2 separate regions of the Homo sapiens genome follow, and region 1 is linked to region 2. The links are chromatin loops, found by intact Hi-C in ENCODE. Cell type or tissue: breast epithelium. All regions are shown on one strand. Links, peaks and the distances in the headings refer to the core of each region. The heading gives the core; the rest is flanking DNA. Region 1 overlaps LINC01761 (long intergenic non-protein coding RNA 1761). Region 2 has its middle 87 kb from the start of LINC02607.

Region 1 (2,923 bases), core at 319-2,818, 120 kb before region 2:
TGGGGGATAATGGAATCATGGGGGCAGTTTCTCCCACACTGTTCTCATGGTAGTGAATAAGTCTCACGAGATCTGATGGTTTGATAAGGGGAAACCCATTTCACTGGGCTCCCATTCTCTCTTTTTGCCTGCTGCCATCCATGTAAGACATGACTTGCTCCTCCTTGTCTTCTACTATGATTGTGAGGCCTTCTCAGCCGCTTGGAACTGTGAGTCTAATTAAACCTTTTTCTTTTGTACATTGCCCAGTCTCAGGTATGTCTTTATCTTAGAAAACAGACTCATACAGTAAATTGGTGCCAGTAGAGTGGGGTGTTGCTGAAAAGATACCTGAAAATGTGGGGGCGACTTTGGAACTGGGTAACAGGCAGAGGTTGGAACAATTTGGAAAGCTCAGAAGAAGACAAGAAAATTTGGGAAAGTTTGTAACTTCCTAGAGACTTGTTGAATGACTTTGACCACAAGCCTGACAGCAATATGGACAATAAGGTCTAGGCTGAAGTGGTCTCAGATGGAGATGAGGAAGTTGTTGGGAACTGGAGCAAAGATATGTGTTGTTGTTGTGTTTTAGCAAAGAGACTGGTGGCATTTTGCCCCTGCCCTAGAAATCTGGGAAACTTTGAACTTGAGAGAGATGATTTAGGGTATCTGGTGGAAGAAATTTCTAAGCATCAAAACATCTAAGGGGTGACTTGGGATGTGTTAATTCAGACTTGGGATGTTAAAGGTATTCAGTTTTATAAAGGAAGCAGAGCATAAAAGTTTGTAAAATTTACAGCCTGACAATGTGATAGAAAAGAAAATCCCATTTTCTGAGGAGAAATTCAAGTTGGCTACAGAAATTTGCATAATTAATGAGGAGCTGAATGTTAATCCCCAAGACAATGGGGAAAATGTCTCCAGGGCATGTCAGAGGTCTTCTTGGCAGCCTCTCCCATCACAGGTGTGGAGACCTAGGAAGAAAATATAGTTTCCTGGGCTGGGCCCAGGGTCTCCGTGCTGTGCACAGTCCAGGGACTTGGTGCCCTGCATCCCAGCTGCTCCAGCCATGACTAAAAGGGGTCAAGGTACAGCTTGGGCCATGGCTTCAAAGGGTGTAAGCCCCAAGCTTTGACAGCCCCAACATGATGTCGAGCCTGAGGGTGCACAGAAGTCAAGAATTGGGGTTTGGGAACCTCCACCTAGATTTCAGAAGATATATGGAAACGCCTGGATGCCCAGGCATAAGTTTGTTGCAGGGGCAGGGTGCTTGTGGAGAACCTCTGCTAGCACAGAAGGGAAATGTGGGTCAGAGCCCCCACACACAGTGCCTACTGGGGCACTGCCTAGTGAAGCTGTGAGAAGAGGGCCACTGTCCTTCAGACCCCAGAATGGTAGATCCACTGACAATTTGCACACTTCACCTGGAAAAGGTGGCTGTACTCTGCAAAGCTACAGAGATGGAGCTGCCCAAGACCATGGGAACCCACCTCTTGCATCAGCATGACCTGGATATGAGACATGGAGTCAAAGGAGATCATTTTGGAGCTTTAAGATTTGACTGCCCTGCTGGAGTTTGGACTTGCATGGGGCCTGTAACTCCTTTGCTTTGGCCAATTTCTCCCACTTGGAATGGCTGTATTTACCCAATGCCTATACCCCCTTTGTATCTAGGAAGTAATTAACTTGCTTTTGATTTTACAGGTTTATAGGTGGAAGGGACTTGCCTTGTCTCAGACAAGACTTTGGACTGTTGACTTTTCAGTTAATATTGAAATAAGTTAAGCCTTTGGGGGACTACTGGGAAGGCATGATTGGTTCTGAAATGTGAGGACATGAGATTTGGGAGGGGTCAGGGGCAGAATGATATGGTTTGGCTCTATGTCTCCACCTAAATCTCATCTTAAATTGTACTCCAATAATTCCCACTTGTTGTGGGAAGAACCTGGTGGGAGATAATTGAATCATGGGGGCAGTTTGCCCCATACTGTTCTCATGGCAGTGAATAAGTCTCATGAGATCTGATGGTTTGATAAGGGGAAACTCATTTCACTTGGCTCTCATTCTCTCTTTTTGCCTGTTGCCATTCATGTAAGAAGTGACTTGCTCCTCCTTGTCTTCCACCATCATTATGAGGCTTCTGCAGCCACGTGGAACTGTGAGTCCATTAAACCTTTTTCTTTTGTAAATTGCCCAGTCTTGGGTATGTCTTTATCAGAGCATGAAAACAGACTAATACAGGTATTACTCAAATGTCCACTTTTTCTTCTCCTATAGGGTTCTCTTCCTCTGAAGAGTTAGGAAAGAATAGGAGTTGTCCCCAAATTGTCCACCCCATCTTCATACACTCCTCCCAATGCCTTCCAAGCCCCCAGGCCCACCCTGCCTGAAATTCCTGCCCATGGTCCCCATGATACCTCCATAGGCTGCAGCTCCCTCCAGGCAGCCATTAGAGGACTGAGGATGTGGTTCACCCACACTGGACTGCCCATCTCTTGTTCCCCAGTACCCTCTCACAGGGGTGTACAGGTATGTTATTGAATAAAAGGTTTAGGGTAAAGGGGGGATATTTAATGTTGTTCAAATTATGACTTTCCCCACATTCCATGGAAAACTCACCTGAAAAGAGAAATTTTAATGGGGGTCCTCTCATAATTGCCATAGTTGTTAACTTTGTAGGCCACTTTTTTTTTTTTTTTTGAGATGGAGTCTCGCAGTGTCGCCCAGGCTGGAGTGCAGTGGCGCAACCTTGGCTCAGTGCAAGCTCCACCTCCTGGGTTCATGCCATTCTCCTTCTTCAGCCTCCCGAGTAGCTGGGATTACAGGTTCTCACCACCATGCTCAGCTAATTTTTTATATTTTTAGTAGAGATGGAGTTTCACCATGTTAGCCAGGATGGTCTCGATCTCCTGACCTCGTGATCCACCCACCTCAGCCTCCCAAA
Region 2 (2,923 bases), core at 249-2,748:
ACAAACAAATTGAAAAACATTCCATGGTCATGGATAGGAAGAATCAATATCATTAAAATGGCCATACTGCCCAAAGCAATTTACAGATTCAATACTATTCCTATCAAATTACCAATGACATTCTTCCCAGAACTGGAAAAAAATTTCATAAAACTCATATGGTACCAGAAAATAGCTTGAATAGCCAAAGCAATCCTAAGAAAAAGAACAAAGCTAGAGACATCATGTTACTTCACTTCAAACTATACTACAAGGCTACCGTAACCAAAACAGCTTGGTACTGGTACAAAAACAGACACATAAACTAATGGAACAGAATAGAGACCCACAAATAAAGTGGCACACCTACAACCATCTGACCTTTGACAAACTCAACAAAAACAAGCAATGAGGAAAGGACTCTCTATTCAATAAATGATACTGAGATAACCGGTTAGCCACATGCAGAAGATTGAAGCTGGACCCCTTCCTTACATCATATACAAAAATCAACTCAAGATGGATTAAGTACCTAAATGTACAACCTAAAACTATAAAAACCCTGGAAGATGACCTGGGACATACTATTCCGAACATAGGCTCTGGCAAATATTTCATAAGGAAGATGCCAAGAGCAATTGCAACAAAAACAAAAATGGATAAATGGGACCTAATTAAATTAAAGAGCTTCTGCACAGCAAACCAAACTATCAATAAACAGACAACTTACCAAATAGGAGAAAATATTTTCAAACTATGCATCTGACAGAAGTCTAATATCTGGAATCTATAAGGAACTTAAACAAATTAACAAGCAAAAAACAACCCCATTAAAACATGGGCAAAAGACACGAACAGACGTTTTTCAAAAGAAGACATACACATTGCCAACAGCATATGAAGAAAATACTTAACATCACTAATCATTAAAGAAATGCAACTCAAAAACCACAGTGAGATAGCATCTCATACTAGTCAGAATGGCCATTACCAAAATGTCAAAAAATAGCAGGTACTGTCAAGATTGCAAAGAAAAGGGAACACTTATACACTGCTGGTGGGAGTGTAAATTAGTTCAGCCATTGTGGAAAGCAGTGTGGTGATTTCTCAAAGAATTAAAGGCAGAAGTACCATTTTGTCCCAGCAATCATGTTATTGGGTATACAAAGACACATGCACATGTATTTTCATCACAGCACTATTCACAATAGCAAAGTCATAGAATCAATCTAAATGCCCACCCAATGGTAGACTAGATAAAGAAAATCTGGTAAATATACACCATGGAATAGTACACAGCCATACAAAAGAATGAGATCATGTTCTTTGCAGCAACATGGATGATGCTGAGGCCATAATCCTGAGCTAACTAATGCAGGAACAGAAAACCAAAAACCACATGTTCTCACTTATAAATGGGAACTAAACATTGAGTACACATGGACACAAAGGAGAGAACGACAGACACCAAGGCCTAGGAGGGAGAGGTTTAAAGAACTACCTATAGTACTGATACTATGCTTATTGCTGGGGTCACAAAATAATCCGTGCGCCAAGCCCTATGATATGTAATTTACCTATATCGGAAACCTGCACATGTTCCCCTGAAACCTGAAATAAAAGTTAAAAAAATATTTACTGAATGCCTACTATGAGGTAGGCATTTCGATAGGTAACCAACACAGTCCCTGCCCTTATAGGTTGTTGTAGAAGTCGAATGAGGTGATCATACCAATTGTTATCATTTATTAAGTGCCTACTATGTGCCGTGAACTTTACATTATTATTTGCATTATACATATGCCATGGACTTATTACCTCAGTCAGTCTTCTCATAAATCTGTTTGGGTAGTTACTGCCAATGTGCACGTAAGGTAATTGAAGTACAATTTAAAAACTTGTCAAAGTTAAATAACTTATAAGGGGCTTGACTGGGATTTGAACCAAGGTGGATCTGATTCAAAAGACACTGATTTTCCAAGAAAACATGTCAATATAAAAGTTCTTTACAAACATAAAAAGTGCCATATAAAAATAAAATAATATTTATTATTATTGTTCTCCACACCTACATATGATGATATAAAAACAGACCAAAGCCAAAACCAAGACAGGAATTAGGGGCTTAATCATGTTACTGTGGAAATTCTCATTATAATGCTTTTGATTTCTGGTTTTGCAGTTTTGAAATTTCCACTGTCTTTTTCCCCTGTGGGCACACATTGTTGCTGTTCTTTTTCTGTCTGCAGATCATGGCTGGGCTTTTGGTAAGCACATAATTTTTTAAAAATGGAAATGGTTTCATTCCAATGAATCATTGTGTCAAGGAGGTTGTGTACCTCCTCGATGATGAAAATGCCAATTTCTCATAAAAAGGAAAAAACCCTCATTTCAAAAGGTTGAAAATAATGTTATTTAACTAATTTCAAATGGCTACTTTTAGGTCACTGAAAATGTCCAAATATAAGAATAATCTCTTGGGTCTGTAACATTTTCATTTGATTCAAGAATGGATAAACTTTAATTCATTTTAACCTCTTGCCTTTTGGTATTTGGCTCTTCCGACGGGAAGTGTCTCTCCACTGTGAGATTTGTCTTAGTGCTATGGCCTGCTTAATCTGGAATCTGTTTTCATTATATCCCTGAAAGCTAAAGAAATTTCCAAGTTTTTGACACAAAGTGTATACAATTCTATACAATACAGATTTACTGAACATTTTCTTGAAATGTAACATACATAAAGTATTGTAAAAATCAGTATATTTTTAATAGAACATTACCAATACCCCAAAGCTTCATTCATGCCCTCTTTCAAGTATAACATCTGCAAAGCTAACAGCTCTTCTGATTTCTATTAAAATAGATTAGTCTTGCCTGCTTTTGAATTATATGTAGAGAGAAGCAGAATTCTATAATATATCTCTTTTTGTGTCTGGTTTTATTC

The links. Peaks named below come from ENCODE experiments on the same cell type or tissue, not always from the same donor. Only the 100,000 strongest peaks of a DNase experiment are listed, where the experiment ranks them.
Region 1: it touches region 2 in a loop (32-fold over the local background); 1 of 110 quality-filtered maps calls a loop at or near these places.

What each region holds. Positions count from the first base shown.
Region 1 is chr1:95,477,192-95,480,114 of GRCh38, forward strand. It overlaps LINC01761 (long intergenic non-protein coding RNA 1761), which reads left to right. Exons shown (of 4, transcript NR_033966.1): 4 at 148-2,165. Among named protein-coding and RNA genes, the nearest start is that of LINC01761, 3.9 kb to the left of the region's middle. In breast epithelium, for the core only: no CTCF peak of the experiment used is centred there; no DNase peak of the experiment used is centred there; H3K27ac peaks cover 979 bases.
Region 2 is chr1:95,595,668-95,598,590 of GRCh38, forward strand. No RefSeq gene overlaps it. Among named protein-coding and RNA genes, the nearest start is that of LINC02607, 87 kb to the left of the region's middle. In breast epithelium, for the core only: no CTCF peak of the experiment used is centred there; no DNase peak of the experiment used is centred there.